Linked DNA regions of Homo sapiens: region 2 is linked to region 1. Evidence: chromatin loops called from intact Hi-C (ENCODE). Cell type or tissue: stomach. All regions are shown on one strand. Each heading gives the region's core, and the rest is flanking DNA. Links, peaks and the distances in the headings are about the cores only.

Evidence for each region. A loop is a pair of places that touch in the nucleus more often than their neighbours do. Peaks named below come from ENCODE experiments on the same cell type or tissue, not always from the same donor. Only the 100,000 strongest peaks of a DNase experiment are listed, where the experiment ranks them.
Region 2: a loop joins it to region 1, with 5 times the contacts of the local background. A loop is called at or near these places in 98 of 110 quality-filtered maps.

What each region holds. Positions count from the first base shown.
Region 1 is chr12:4,853,186-4,861,568 of GRCh38, reverse strand. No RefSeq gene overlaps it. Among named protein-coding and RNA genes, the nearest start is that of KCNA6-AS1, 27 kb to the right of the region's middle. RefSeq lists enhancers at 3,552-3,846, 3,375-4,018, 5,874-5,923, 5,934-5,983, 7,457-7,957. In stomach, for the core only: a CTCF peak has its summit at 3,685 (motif pointing left); DNase peaks (open chromatin) are centred at 2,948 and 3,658; H3K4me3 peaks cover 492 bases; H3K27ac peaks cover 1,085 bases; H3K27me3 peaks cover 2,391 bases.
Region 2 is chr12:5,002,332-5,010,714 of GRCh38, reverse strand. No RefSeq gene overlaps it. Among named protein-coding and RNA genes, the nearest start is that of KCNA5, 37 kb to the left of the region's middle. In stomach, for the core only: no CTCF peak of the experiment used is centred there; no DNase peak of the experiment used is centred there.

The DNA.
Region 1 (8,383 bases), core at 2,470-4,969:
GCTAGCGAGGGGAGTGACCATTTTAAAAAGAGTGGTCAGGAAGGGCCTCACTGATACAGTCACCATTGATAAAGTTAGGGGGTTCTGGAGAGTTCAGAATGAGGGCAGACCTGGCATCCCGGGATTGTTGCGAAGATTGATGTGAACAGGGAAAGAGGGTCCCGCAGCTTTGCCTGAGGCTCTCAGGAAGATGACGGTGGGAGGCTTTGATGTGGGGAGCATAAGTATCTTTCTAGGAGCACACTGCGCTCTCGCCCCTTCCTTGCCTGCTGACGGAGCCAGGGATGCCAGGCTGTCCGGGCCCATCCACTGTGCAGAAGGTGCCCGGGCTATGTCTCAGCTCCCACCCAAGGCACGCAGCCTTACCCAGGGGTCCTGGCACCCCAAAGGGGGCCACACAACAGCATTCCCAGCCTGCCCTTTTCTGAAGGGCAGTGCAGGTGTCGGCTAACGAGCTGGAATTAGACTTCTTCACTCACTGCCTCCTTCCTTCTCACTTCTTGGTACAACTGAAGATTGGCAGGAGGACTCAGAGAGCACCAGGAATCCCCAGTTATTTTCAGAGCAGTTCCAGGCCCTGACCCTGCGGCCTAAGTCCTGCAAGGAGACAGCAAGGAGAAGCATGAGAGGCTCACGCAATGGGGTGGCCGCAGGGCTCCTGCGAGGGCAGTCCCCTGTCTATTCACTGAGAGGAAAGCTCTTTAGCTCTGTTTGGAAGCATTTTCACCAACTCTGTCTGGAATCTTCCACCCAGGCCCTTCTCCCTGACTACTCCATCCTAGTCTTGTGAATCCAGACCCCAAATCCACAGACCTTGGAGTTATACACTAAGGGCTGGACTCAGGAGTGGAAGAAAGAGCAGGTCTAGGGGAGTCTCCGAGGACACCGCAGCCTGTTACTGTCTCTGCCCAAGTCACTCTGAATGGCTCTCCTCTGATTCCTCCTTTTCCTCCTTCTTCTTTCCCTCCTGGGGAGCCCAGGACAAGATCACCGCCTGGCTGTATCCTCCCTGTCGCAGCGGGAGCCTATCCACCCTGGTCTCCATCTTGTGACACACGAGGTCCCCTCTTCACCCAGGACTTCAGCTTTGCCCTCTTGGGGCTGGCTTCAGGCCCAAGGCATGATCCAAAACTTTCCACAGCTCAGTTTGCAGAGACAAGGGAGTGCCATGGAAAGAGGAGATGCAGAAGCCATCTGAACACAGACGTTTAGGAAAAAGGAAGGAAAGTACAGTCAATTAAACCCACTGCCATGTTGGAGGGCAATGTCATTGTGGCCGCTGGGATGGGAAGATAGTCAGGCAGCTCTGGCCCCGAAGCCTGGGGTGACTGGAGGGAGGAGCATGGTGAGTCCCTCGTATGCTCTCCAGCATGAGAAAGCAGCCCACTCTGCCCTGCCTGGGCACCACGCTTCTCCCAACCTTCCCCAGGTCTCTCCTGATACCCTCTCTTCCTCAGGAAGGTGCCAGCACCCCCACTGCTCTGGCCTGTCCCACCTAACTCTCTCTGAAGTCCCTGTGAGAAACACTGAATGATGTGGCCTCCGTAAGTCCTTTAAAAATAGACTGTGGATCCCCTGAAAAAAAAAAAAAAGTCCCTGTCTAAAAATAGCTCTCAGCATCTAGGGGAGAAAAAAAGAAACTGCAGCAAAATTCAACTGGAGCAGTGACTTTCCTGTCTCTGATGTTCCGGGTCAGCTCCAGCACTGGAGAAGGCTGCGAGGGAGACAGGGGAGGAGAGGGTCCTTCAAGGACAGAGGAAGGATCAGAATCTCAATCTGCAGCAAACACCTCTCTCCATTCCCTGACTTGTGGTCATTGGGCCCTGCCTGGTCCAAGCAGCCAGGCAGTGCTCAAGACAGCAGCACGGAGCAGCAGATCCCTGGGTTGGCAATAGGAGCCTTGAAGAGTGGCCGCAGGGATCCAGGGATGGAGAGGCCTCCCAGGCATGGGTGCACCGCCCTGCAGAGGCCCTAAGGATGTGTACTCAGTGGAAGCTGGAGTCAGGACCAGATCTGATGCTGAAAGTACCTGTGAGCCAAATAGCTCGGAATGACTAAGGGGTGAGGGAGATGCTCTCTCTTGAAGAGCCACTGCTTCTGCATTCAACAAAGGTGAAAAGGAACCCTTTTGGGAACTGTCACTCAGAAAAGTCAGAACTCCTATCCAGGACTTGAGTGCAGGAGAAGGGGAGCCCCATGGACTTCTTTGTGTAAGATCCTTTCTGTGGCTGGCAGTGAGAGAATAGCATAGAGACATGATTTTACCTGCTAAAAATGTTTTAAGGAATATGAAAAGGATGCATACATACACACACACACACACACACACACACACACACACACACACACACACGCTTTTCAATTATGAGAGACAGGGTCTGCTTATTTTGCTCATGCCAGAAAACTATCACAGTAAGCTGGAGAAAAGTCAGGCTGCAGCTTAAGAAGGAAGACTCCTGGTCCCTCTGTTTAGCTGTGATGGGGGCTCCCTCCGAACAGTGAGTTGCATGTGTTGGTCACAGGGACAAGTGAATGTTAGTAAGCTAATGAGATCATTTTTTGGAACTATACGCCAAGTCCTCAAACTAAATGTTTATAGCTAATGTTTTGTTATGATAATTTGCCATTGAGGTGTACACCCTCATGCCCACAAACACACACGTTATGGAAATTTGTTCCTCGAATTAATACCTATGCAGCCCACCATGGATTCTGCACGTCCCAACATCACCTGGGCTCATATCTTATCTCCGAAACCATTAGAAGGCCACTGTCATGCCGAGAAAGGGAACAGAGTGGTTTTTAGGGACTGAAATGCAAGTCCCTGCGGGATCACTTGTTAGAGATTAAGCTGTTTCCAAAGCTGTGGTCCTGGGAAAGAGGCTTAATGAGGGAGAAAGAGGCAGGGACGCCACGGACCGGTTAGGCGGCACGTTCCTGCTCAGCAGGCACTGTGGCTGTTATGCTGCCCTCTGTGGCGGTCAGAATATGCGTGTCCCCAGAAGACAGCAGCTGACAGGGCATGCGGCAGCACTCACAAGAGGTCATGACCCATACTTGTTTGCAAGTTCAAGGCAGGTAAAATAACCTCTCAGTCATTTTTGTCTTCTTAGCCCCAAAACCTGCTTTCCTGTCTTTTTCTCCCTTAGGAATTACTCTGCCTCCCCCACCCCAAGGGACCTCATCCTGACCTATGCCACAACATTCAGGGTTGACAGCCACCTGCAAGCTGGCCAGTCCAAACCCCAGGCATGCCTCCCCTTCTCTCCACGACGCTCCTGGGCAGGGAACATCTGGGTCCCGCCAGCCCAGCCCTCCCTTGCTGGCATTTTGCCCAGCTCCTTTCCCTCTCTCCTGAGCTTACTCTATCTGCAAAGCCAGGAGAGCGACCTGTGTTTCTTCTCATACTACAGGTCACCCGCGGCATAAACGGCTTAATGTGGATGTACTTTAAGGAAAGGGAGGAAAACCAAACAACTTAGAAAATCAACCATCCCCCCTCCCTGCCAAGCCTTGGTTCTCGACGGTGTCTGTGCACATCAAGATTGCAGCGATGTGCGGGGGCCTCGGGCACGCAGTGTTGCAGTATTTTCTGAAAGGCTTTGCTCGCTCTCTTCAGTACTTTTCCTCTTCTCACAGCCTGGAGCCTGCAGAGAAATAGCCCTGGTTCCCCCTAGTGGCAGAAGCTCATAGCGCCGACCTGGGACACTTCCCACGATCGTGGTAATTAGCCAGTAGTTTAGTTACAACCACACTCTCATTAACTAACAGCGGGAGAAGAGACTGTCCCTGTTTCCTTGGAGACCTAGCAGCGCGTGCTTCTATTGCATTGACTGTTCCTGTAAGCTCAAAAGCCCCCAGGTTGTTATCGCATAGTGTTTACTGCATTGGATGGAGACCAAGACCTGGTAACACTGTGTTCCCCGCCGGTGCTTCTCAAAGTGTGGTCCTTGACCTATGCATCAGCATCACCTGGGAGCTGGATAGAAATGCAAATTCTCAGGCCTCTTACGCCTACTGAGTCCATAACTCGGGGGTTCAGAGCCCAGGAATCTGCATTTTGACAAGTTCTCCAGCTGATTCTGATCCACAATGAAGAATGAGGACTGACCTAGACAAAGCATGCCCTGGTATTTTGTTCCTATTAATAACCAGAAACAGCTGGGCACAGTGGCTCACACCTGTTATCCCAGCACTTTGGGAGGCCGAGGCAGGCAGATCACCTGAGGTCAAGAGTTTGAGACCAGCCTGACCAACATGGAGAAACCCCATCTCTACTAAAAATATAAAATTAGCCGGGCGTGGTGGCACATGCCTGTAATCCCAGCTACTCAGGAGGCTGGAGATTCGCTTGAACCCGGGAGGCGGAGGTTGCAGTGAGCCAAGATCACGCCATTGCACTCCAGCCTGGGCGACAAGAGGGAAACTGAAAAAAAAAAAAAAAACAGAGACTTTTCCCATTAAAGAGCTAAACAAAAGGAAGTGGAAAGATACTTCTTCCTTGTTCCAAGCAATATGTACCCAATATGATTCCAATCAATAACATTTATGTATTGACTGGAATGAGAAATGCCTTCTCCCAGGTTTGTCTCTAAGGAGATTCCCCTACTCCCCCCATCGTCATCCACTTCGTCATCTAAACCCGCCTTGGAATGGAGTCACTGAAGCATCTCCAAGAGATGAAGCAGTACTTGGAAATTAAAAGCAGTGAGGACTCTGTCACCAGCAGGCGAGGTGGCCTCACAGAGCCCCCTGAGCTGGCACCGGCTGGCACAAGGTAAGCAGGACCAAAAAAGAAACCAGACACCAGGCAAGTGACTGTTGACACAGGAAATGTAAGCCTTAGCCCTGTGCTTGCACTTTTCCAGCCTAGTGCTGTGAAATGCATAAATTACTGTCAACATTGTTGAGCTCAGAAGGGCTCAGCATCACTTTGATGAGTTGACTGGTTCTAAGAGGCCAATCTCATTTTATTTTAACCAGTATTTTTTTTTTAAATGCTTGCTTATGTGGGAGATGGGGGCCGCTTTTAATATGCTTCAGACTGCGGAAAGTAGCAAGTTGGTGACAAATGACCCATAACACAGGAGGAAAAACTGAACGTACCACTGTCTATTGCAGGAGGAAACCTGGAGATCACCTAAATCAACTTCCCGCTTGCCAGAGGGGGAAACCAAGGCCCTGAGTGGAAGACTGACACCAGAGGAAAAAGGGTTGCATACAAGGTCACCTTCCATGTCTCCCCTCCTCACTCCGGGTCCAGTGATCAGGTAGGCGTTCAAAATAATTCAGCCTGATTCTTAGCCTGGTGAGATTCAAGAAAATCTGTAAGCAAGTGGTATTTAATTTGACTTGGAAAATCATTTTTCCAAAGGACACCTGATCCCTTTGCTGTGTTATATCCTGGTCCCTACAGATAATATCCCTCCACAGAGCACACTGAGCCAAAGTTCCCAGGGCGTCCAGCCTCTGCGTGGAGTTTCCAGGAACACTTCCTGCTGCTTCCTCTACGACCTCTTCCTGGAAGTTGCAGGCACCCATAAGCAAGGACTCTCTAAGATGTCCACTTGCTTTCACAGGCCAGGAGATCGGGAGCCTTTGAGGCCTCAGCTCCCCTACATCTACTTGGAATCCCCGAGCAGCCACCTTTACTTCTGCACCCAATACCTCCGGCGGAGTGGGGCAGAAGGGCAGGTGATTGCCCCTTAACTGGTCATCCAGCCACATCTGGACGGCTGGCCGCACCTCTGTCAAAGGGGAAGAGAATCCGGCAGCCCCTTAGGAAGGCAGTGCTGACTCCTAGCCCTGAGTAGGTTCACACCGCAGGCTGGGTTGGTCCTTCCCTGTGAGCTCTTCCAACAGGCATGGCTTACCCCAGGGCAGCACTGAGCGTCTAGGGAGAAATATTAAATACAAGTGGTGATGTCTCCCTCTAGTGGAGAGTAGTCAGAATGCGAATGTGGCTCTGAATCTTCAAGGAAGGCAGGAAGGGCTCTGCTGGAAGCTACAGGGCTGATGTGTGCGGCTCAAAGATTCTCATGCCTCATGACCTGAGGGCCATGTGTGTGGCCCTCAGGTCACACACACAGCTTCTAGAGGAAGCTGTGTGTGTGTTTGTTTGTTTGTTTCATCATGTCCAGCACGTGGAGGCCTTGGCCATAAAGACAATCACTCTTCATCCCATAAAGACAATCAATCACTCTTCATCTCTGACTGTAGCCTCACTGTCAGCCACAGGTGGGCTTGAAGCCAGAGCTCCTGGAGTGCTGCTCCCCTACCTTGGAAGCCTCTTTCAGCCCCGCCTCGCCGTGAACCAACCACCCTCCCTTCCCTGAAGCTTGCTTTCCTCCGTTTGCTAGGGGGTGTGGTATGCAGGTCCACCCACTGACCTCCCATCTCTAAAATGTTCTGACACACAAGGACTCCACAGAGATGACTGAATGAGTTCATGGTTCATTGTTCATCTAAGAGGCAGCCAGGAGAACTGTTCATGGCCTTCTACACTTGGAGGGAGCGCGGCAGCCACACGCACTTTCACGAACATCACCGCACTTTGCTGTCGCGATGACCATCAGATTCACCTTATCCTCACCTCTCCCACTTCGCCCCAGCCACCAGGTTGGCTTTGTGTTCTGAGATTGAGCTAAGAGAGATAGGTCCTTCTCTGCAGCCCACAAAGCCAAAGCAGGCCCAGGGTTCAATCAGGGCTGTTGGCTTGGCCTAGGAGCCCCATGAAACTGAAGCTGAGGAATTCCAGTCTTCCTTAGCAGAAAGGGAAAGTCTGTGTGACCCATCCCATAATAGTGATGATAATAATGATGATGGTTAACACTTAGGCATGCTTCCCGCCAGGCAGGCACAGGAAGCACTGTGCTTACAGCAACTCACTTAATCATCCCAGCAACCCTATGTCACAGGTCATCCCAAAAACCTGCCACTCTTGCCTGGACCCAGAATCACTGTAATAAGAGCCAGAGTCACCTGGTTATTATAACTTCCTGCCACAGAGCATGGATGCTTAACAGGTGTGGAATTTACATGCATCTCCCTAGCCAAGAGGAGAGGGCTTCCATTTTCCAGCATGGACTTAGAAATCGGTTCACCCTTGGTTATTCTCATGACAGTTACTAATCTCAGAATTACTAAGTGGGAAGAGACACTGGAGATGATCTGGTCCATTTCCCCATTTCCCAGGTGAGCTAACTAGGGAATGAAGATGTGGAGTGCTGATGTGAATCCCACAGTGAGGTAGTGGCAGGGCTGCGGCTGCCCCCCAGCTCTCTATGCTTCAGCCCAAAGCTTTTCCACTCTCCCATGCTGTGGCCGCCATGTACTCGAGTGAATTAACAGCCCTGAGGTCTGCCCTTCGACAGCCCAGGAAGCTCCATGGTCATCAGCCAGCCCAGCTGAGCTCTGGAAGCAGAATCTTTCAAATATCAGCCTACAGCACCCAAGAGTGTCCTGGCAAATTGTTTCTCTGTTACCTCACCCTGAAAATAAAGACAAGAGTCACCCCTGGAGAGACACATTCCAAAGACAAGCAGACGCAGAGGGCAGGGCCAGCTGGAGGGCAGCCTGGGCCATCAGCCCTCCTGCTCGCATCATGGTGGGGGGCCATCCCCCATTATCTGTCCACTCTGGAAGAGACCACCCTGGCCCCTCCTCAGGAGCTATGATGGAGGTGTTCTCAGCCTCCTACTGGTTTTTCTTCTTTTCTCCAGAATGGTTTCAGGTCCTTCTGCTGAGGCACTCCACATACCCAGCTTTCCCTTCCCCACCACCTCTATCCCAGAGTATTTGGTGTCCTGCTTCCCATTTTGGAGTAGCTTCCAGCAGATGTCACTTGCCAGCTGGAGTCAGTGCCAGTCATATCCCCAACTTTCCTAGGAGTGGCTAGGTGGAAGGAGCACCTTCCAGATAGTCTGTCTCTACGGCTCTGTCGCCATAGACTTGGTGGCATTTCCCTGGCCCGAGGGTACTTTAGGGTTCTCTAGCTACTTTCTTGTGGGTGCTCTGTCACATGGCCAGCCAAGAAGCAGACCTGGCCTGCTCTAGTGTGAGTGTGGAAAGTGGGAATGTGAAGAAGGTAGTGAATAAAATTGGGGGGTGGGTGTGTGAAGGGCAGGAAGGGTGAGAAACTCAGAATGAATCACAGACACTCAGATGCCTCCCACCCCAACACGGGGTCAGGAAGACAGGCAGGGAGTGCAATGACAGTGTCTCCTCCCACTGGCTTCCTCGAGAGAAAGGTGGAGGCTGGGACATGGGGTCAGGCCCCGCTAGACCTGCTCTGAAACATGGAGGAGGGTCGGCCGGCATCAGAGCCTGCTTCGCTGGCTAGGGTGGCCCCGCAGGCCAGCCTCTGGGAGCTTCTCAGAGGGGT
Region 2 (8,383 bases), core at 2,094-4,593, 150 kb before region 1:
AACAGGGTCCCGCTCTAGGTTCTCTAGGTTACCTGTGAAATGAAGTATCTAGAACAGGGTCCCGCTCTAGGTTCTCTAGGTTGCATGACCTCCAGGCTGTCACTGTGTCATTTCATCACAGTAACATTGTTCACTTCATATCTACCACCCAAGAGGTGGGCTTTTCAGAGCCACTGTGAATGGTAAACAAAGCAGTTAGTTACCAACAAGTGCACTCTCTCTGGAGTTGGCACAGAGGCTCAGTGCTGAGATTTGCTGGGGAACTGTGGGGGAGGTAAAATGATCTCATCTTCATTGAGTTCCTCTCTGAGTAGCTCCCAGTTGCTCTGGCACATTCGCCATGACACATGTCTGTTGGCCACATCCGAGGAAGGCAGGGTGGCTGGGGACAGGATGCCAAGGCAGGTGGATGTGGCCTGGGAATGCCAGGGCTTGGTCAGACTGCCCGGGACGAAGCCAGAAAACCCGTCCACAGAGGTTAGGGATTCGAGGTGGAATAATGTCACAGGATCCTTGCAAGCAGGGCCTGCATCTTCATCTTCTTGTGGCTAATGCCAGGGCTGGGCTGGGAAGAGAAGGTATGTCCTTTGGCACTGCTACTGAGGGCAGAGACCAGGGCTTCCAGTCAGAAAAGCTCTCTGGCACTACCTACTCACATTTGTGACCCACATCCTCTGCACACTCATTTTGCTCCTGCTCATAGAGCCCAGAGAAATTCTCTGGAGGTCTGCTGAGGATGTTCCCAGCAGGGACATTTGTGGGACAGGGAGGGGAGGCTCTGCAGTGGGAGGATGGCCAGGTAATGTGGCAGAATGGAGAACAGCATTGGGGGTGGTGCACACCATGAAGCAACAAACTTGGAGAACACACAGTAATGTAGATGGGCCTAAAATCCACAGTTGGAAAGGAAAAGGTAAAAAAAAAAAAAAGTTAAATTGATAACATGATCAATTTTGCATAACTTTAGCAATTGATTATGCCATATATGAAAATTAAACATGCATGCATACAAAAGCATAATACACAGTTGGGAAGAATGCATACAAATAAAAAGATATATATTAAACACCGCAGAAAGTTTATCTATGGGGTGAGGCATGGAAAAGGGAATCAAAAAGAATAATACATACATGCATGCATATATACATACGTACACACATACATACACACATGAAACAAGACAAGGTCAGTTTAGTAACTTGAGGAGTGTGATTAAGCCCAAACCTCTGCACTGGAGATAAAAATAGAGAGAACACCAAGACTTGATGGCTGAAAATTATTTTTTGGAGAATGTGTCTAGAGCCAAATGACCTGAAAATCTAATGTGCTCACCATCACAAAGTCCTAGGGCCAACGTGTCTCACCCCCATGATGCTGCCTTTCTCCACTAATTACGCATAGGGAAGGAGAAATACAAGAGGAATTTTGTGGTGCTCCTTTTGTGTGCAGCCTCCCTGCTGGGATGGTTCCCATTTAGAGTGGTAAAGTAGTGAACTACTGAGGGCATGTCTCCCTGCAACTGGGTGGGAAGGGATGTTTGACCAACTCTTAGAGCCTCTACACAGGGCCAAGAAAGACTCCTCTGACCTCTTGTTTTATTATTCCTTATTAGACGAGATTATGGGAACATTAAGATGTCCCAATTAAAAGTAATTTTTTGGTAAGACAGCAGCAGCAAAATGCATCCTGACTCCTGGATCTACAGGGACACAACCACACTGCTTTACAAAGGGCCCCTCACATCAGCACCCTGGCTGGCCACTGTAGTATGTCACCCCAGTGTCCCCCAATGGACATGCTTCCCACTATTCATACTCTCATATGGTTCCTGCCCACATTGGCCGTGGGCTTAACCATGTGACTTCCTTTGGTGAATGAGACATTAGCAAGCATAATGCAATCAGAGTTTTGATAAGCACTTGCATGTAGTGGCTTAGACTCTTGTGGAGCTCTTGAAGCCGAGAGCCATCCTGTTAAAGTTCAGTTACCCTGCTGGAGACACCACAAAGAGAGAACGATGCCTGGTCAGGCCCCAGCTGGTCCTGCCATCCCAGCAGAGATGCCAGGCATGGGAGTGAAGAGACTATTCTGGCCATCCAAGCCCTAACAGAAATCTTGCAGCAGAAAACCTGCCCTGTCCAGCCCAGTCAACACATAAAAATGATGAGAAATAATAAGACACTGTTGCTTTAAGTTGCCAAGTTCTGGGGCGGTTTGTTACACAGCAACAGATAATGGAAACACTGGCATATAGCAAAACAGAATAAATTATATCAAATTATTTTTATGAACCTATTTCCTTCTTTTTATAATAAGGCAAAAAGAGTGTGACCCTTTTTTCCCAATGCCAGGTGAAAGGCATGTCAACATCCACAGCTGTGGTCAGGTAGATGCTACTATCCCACATTTTGAGTGGGGAGGAGCCACAGAGTCTAGTCCATCACTGATCCATGAGGTCCTGGCACACTGCTAGAAGGGAACAGGCCAAACATGGACTTTCAATGATATGCCCAAGGTCACCTGGCTAGTAAATGGAGGAACAAGATTTCAAACCCAGTCTAACCTACTGTCTGTTCAGGGCTCCTCCTGTTGTATTACGCCATTTAATTGTTGGGGCCATTTCAGGAAAGTCCAAACATGAAAGGTCGCAGATTAAATGATTGGCTAGTGTTGTTAACTCCCCACCTGTGTCAGGAAATATGCACTAGAATGAAAATCCCATGACTGGATAAACTTGCCTATGTGTAATTTTTATGGGAGAGGGGTGGCTTTATGAGCATTTTTCCAGCTTTATTGAGGGATAATTGACAAATAAAAATTGTATATATTTAAGGTATACAATGTGATGTTTTGATACATGTATACATGGTGAAATGATTACCACAATGAAACTAATTAACATAGTCATCACCTCACATAGTTGCTTTTGTGTGTGTGTGGTGAGAACATTTAAGATCTACTCTCTTAGTAAATTTCAAGTATACAATGCAGTATTATTACTATAGTAACTATGCTATACATTAGATCTCCAAAATTAATTAATCCTGCATAACTAAAACTAAAACATTATACTCATTAAAATATAATTCCTTATACCCTCCTTTCTTCAGCCCTTTAGCATTCTGTTTTCTGTCTGTATGAATTTGACTAGGCTAGGTACTTTATATAGGTGGAATCACACAATATTTATCTTTTTGCGACTGGCTTATTTCACTTAGCATAATGACCTCAAGTTTGATTCATGTTGTAGCATGTCCTTCCTTTTTAAGGCTGAAATATATTTCAGTGTGTGTGTGACTACACACACACATATATGTTTACCCTCCCACACATACATATGCATACCATATTTTCTTTATCCATTCATCTGTTGATGGACACTTAGGTTCCATGTCTTAGCTATTGTGAATAATGCAATGAACACATGAATACAGATGTCTCTTTGACATACTGATTTCATTTCCTTTGGACATATACCCAGAAGAGGGTTTTCTGGATTATATGGTAGTCCTCTTTTTAATTTGTGGAGAAACTTTCATATTGTCTTTCATAACGATTGTACTAATTTGCATTCTCACCAACAGTGTATAAGGGTTTCCATTTTTCCACATCTCAGCCAATATTTAGTTTTTTTCTTTTTTTTTTTTTTGAGATGGAGTGTCGCTCTGTCACCCAGGCTGGAATGCAGTGGTGCGATCTCAGCTCACTGTAACCTCCACCTCCCGGGTTCAAGCAATTCTCCTGCCTCAGCCTCCCAGGTAGCTGGGATTACAGGCACGTGCCACCAAGCCCAGCTAACTTTTGTATTTTTAGTAGAGGTGGGGTTTCACCATGTTGGCCAGGGCAGTTGTCTTTTTTATCATAGCCATTCTTAGGTGTAAGGTGTAAGGTAATATCCCATTGTAATTTTGATTTGCATTTTTCTCATGATAAGTGATAGTGAGCATTTTTTTGTATATCTCTTGGCCATTTGTGTGTCTTCTTTTGAAAGATATCTATTCAAGTACTTTGCCTATTTTCTTAATCAGATCATTTGTTTTCTTGCTATTGAGTTGAGTTGTTTCTTTTGGGGGGGGTTGTGGGTTTTTTGTTTGTTTGTTTTTGCTTTTGTTTTTTTGTTTTTGTTTTTGTTTTGTTTTTTGTTTTTTGTTCTTGTTTTGTTTTGTTTTTTTGACAGTCTCACTCTGTCACCCAGGCTGGAGTGCAGTGGATTGAACTTGGCTCACTGTAGCCTCTGCCTCCGGGGCTCAAGTGATCCTCCCACCTCATCCTTTCAAGTAGCTGGGACTACAGACATGCACCACCATGCCCAGCTAATTTTTGTAATTTTTGTAGAGATGGGGTTTCACCATGTTGCCCAGGCTGATCTCAGACACCTGGACTCAAGGAATCCATCCTCCTAAGCCTCCAAAAGTATTGGGTTTACAGGCATGAGCCACTGCACCCAGCCTTAAGTTGAGTTTCTGATATAGCCTGAATATTAACTTCTTGTCAGATGTATGGTTTGAAAATATTTTCTCCCACTTTATAGGTGTCTCTTTCAATCTGTCAATTATTTATTTGCTTTACAGAAGCTTTTTTGTTTGTTTGTTTTGATGGAGTTTCGATCTTTTCACCCAGGCTAGGGTGCAATGGCGCAATCTCAGCTCACTGCAACCTCTGTCTCCTGGGTTCAAGCAATTCTCCTGCCTCAGCCTCCCAAGTAGCAGGGATTACAGGCACCTGCCACGAGGCCCAGCTAATTTTTTTATTTTTAGTAGAGACGGCGTTTCACCATGTTGGCCAGGCTGGTCTCGAACTCCTAACCTCAGGTGATACACCCACCTAGGCCTCCCAAAGTGCTGGGATTACAGGTGTGAGCCACTGTGCCCAGCCCAGAAGCTTTTTAGTTTTATGCAATTCCATTTATTTTTGCTTTTGTTGCCTGTGCTTTTCTGGTCATATCCAAAAAATCATTGCCCAGATGAATGTCAAAAAACTTTTTCTCTATGTTTTCTTCTAGTAGTTTCACATCTTACTTTTATGTTTTTAATGCATTTTGAGTTGATTTTTTATATGGTGTGAGAAAATGGTTCAGTTTTATTCTTCTGCATGTGAATATCCAGTTGTTCCCACACACTTTATTGAAAAGAATATATTTCCCACCTTGTATATTCTTGGCAACTTTGTCAAAGAGCAATTGACTGAAAATGAATAGATTTATTTCTGGGTTCTCTATTCTGTTCCATTGGTCTATATGTCTATTTTCATGCCAGTATTATACTGTCATGATTACTATTGCTTTGTAGAATATTTTGAAATCAGGTAGTGTGATGTCTCCCTCTATTCTGCATAATGCTCTCTGTGTGTGCATAATTCTGCTGCTGTTGGATGGAATGTTCTGTATGTGCCTGTTAGGTCCATTTGGTCTATAGTGTTGTCCAAGTCCACCGTTTCCTACTGACTTTCCATCTGGAAGATCTATTCATTGTTGAAAGTGAAGTATGGAAGTCTCCTACTATTATTGTATTTCTGTCTATTTCCCCCTTTAATTTTTAAAATATTTTCTTTATGTACTTAGGTGCTCTAATGTTGGGTGCATACGTATTTATCATTGTTATATGCTTTTGATGAGTTTATCCCTTTATCATTATACGTAGGATAAAACTTTTTTATTTCTTGTGACAGTTTTTCACTTAAAATCTAATTTATCTGATTTTGGAATAACCACCCCACTCCCCTTTTTGGTTACCATTTGTATGGAATACCTTTTTCCATCTCTTCACTTTCAACCTATATGTATCTTTAAAGCTGAAGTGACTCTCTTTTAGGCAGCATATAGTTGGATCTTTTTCCCCCCCAAATACGCTTAACCACTCTATTGTTAAATTAAATTAAATTTGGTCTGACAATGCCTCTGCACTTTGAGTCCCTCTTTAATTAACTTCAACCTAACATAGGATGGAAACTAACTGCAAGCCTAACTTAGGAGTATAATTTTATAACAGGTAACTGAGTCTCAGCCAGTCTCAGCAGCTGAGCTTCAGTCAGTTGCAGGGGGCCAACTGATAAGAACATGCTCAAATAAGACAAATGAAGCCATAACCCATCAACTGGTCTCTGCACCTCCCTTCCATTTTCTGTCCATAAATGCTACCTGACCATGTTGCAGCCTGGAGTTCTCTGAACCTATTTGGTCTGAGGACTGACTGATTCATGAATTTTTGTTATTTGCTCAATTAAACTCTATTAAATTTAATCTGTTTAATGTTTTTCTGTTAACATTATTAGACTCCAGGATCCTGGATTCATAAGGGCTAGCCTAGCACTAGGGTCCACAGTGAAACTGGCGGTCACTTCGCTCTCTTTCCTCCACGTAGAAGGTATCTCTCGGTGATGCCCTGCATAGGCTTGGGGGTGTGAGGACACAGGTAATCTGAAGCTGTCCTTCCTACTGCCTTCAATGTGTCTTTTCTTTTTTATTTTATTTCATTTTATTTTATTATTATTATTTCACTTTAAGTTTTAGGGTACATGTGCACAATGTGCAGGTCAGTTACATATGAATACATGTGCCATGCTGGTGTGCTGCACCCATTAACTCGTCATTTAGCATTAGGTATATCTCCTAATGCTATCCCTCCCCCCTCCCCCCACCCCACAACAGTCCCCAGAGTGTGATGTTCCCTTTCCTGTGTCCATGTGTACTCATTGTTCAATTCCCACCTATGAGTGAGAACATGCGGTGTTTGGTTTTTTGTCCTTGTGATAGATTACTGAGAATGATGATTTCCAATTTCATCCATGTCCCTACAAAGGACATGAACTCATTATTTTTATGGCTGCATAGTATTCCATGGTGTATATGTGCCACATTTTCTTAATCCAGTCTATCATTGTTGGACATTTGGGTTGGTTCCAAGTCTTTGCTATTGTGAATAGTGCCGCAAGAAACGTACGTGTGCATGTGTCTTTACAGCAGCATGATTTATAGTCCTTTGGGTATATACCCAGTAATGGGATGGCTGGGTCAAATGGTATTTCTAGTTCTAGATCCCTGAGGAATCGCCACACTGACTAATCAGGTACTGTAATCTATCACCCAGATTCCTGAGCTCTTCTGAAGGTATTTTCGTGCACAGATTGTTGTTCAAATTCATGTTTCAGTGAAGGGGCAAGTGCTGAAAAGTCCTTTTCTGCCATCTTGCCAATGACGTCACTGCCTCATTGCCTGTTTTGATCACTGTCTTGATCTACTTCCTAGAGCCATGCCCACACATAGCAGACACTCCATAAATATTTGTTGAATGAATAAATGAATGAACAAATAAACAGGTGAGTGAAACCCTCTACCCCAGGCCTGGAATGTGTTCTGTGATGACTTCTGTGTGTTGGCCTTGCTTGGGTTTGTGCTGCCTGGTGCTGCTAGGTTTCCAGGTGACCAAATACACACCATCACTCAAAGGCAATTGAATCTGGTTGGCAAGCCTGGCCCGGAGTGGCCAATGCCTTTCCCTCTCTCGCCACTAGAGGACAGAGGCGACCCATGGATTCAGCCAACGCCAGTCAGTTCTGCCACCCGGGCTCCAAAGGCACCTTGGGCTTCCTGATGAACAGAAACTAACTGGCCCTGTTGTGACACCTCTAACTCAGAGGTCGCCACTGAGGTACCAAGTAGAGAAAAGGCATAAAATGCAAGTTCCGTATCCTCACCCAGGGTATGAAGATTGAAACAGGAGTTGTCCTCACTTCCTTGGCTGTCCCTGCAGTGGGGACGCCCAAACTAAGGGCTCCCAGCGCTCTGCGTGTTCTGACCCAGGCAACGTCACCTTTTGGAAAGACAGGCTTGCACCCTGCTCCGCAAAATGAGGAAGGTAAATGTTCCTAACCCAAAAACTGCCTGAAGAAGCAGGCCTGAAGAGTTGAAACAAGAGGAGGGCCTCAGTGCATGCCCAGGAGTGTATGTGAGATACAGGTCAGTCCAGCCAACCTGTCCTGGGTGCTTGCCTACATGTCTCTGCTCAGATGGTCCTCCAGGCACTTCTGCAAAGTGAGTATGATGATTACAAGTTAACACGTTAACTTGTAATGAGTGGTAAACTTGCCCACAGTTACATAGCTGGTGCATGACAAAGCCAGGGCTCTGGCACAGGGTGAACTGGCTTCATGGTTCCTGCAGTTCCCCCCATGGGACCACCAATTATAAGGACACTGGGGCTTTGGAAAATGAGCAAACCCTGGTATTGTGGAAAAGGTAGTGAAGCTCCAGGATGGATCAACACACGTAAAGAACTTCGTTGACTATCACAACTTCTCATTGTATTCTCACAACAAATCTACAAAGAGTGGTGGCTCATTCCCCATTCTGGAGCCGAGGAAAAAAGGCAGGGCCAGATGAAGAAGT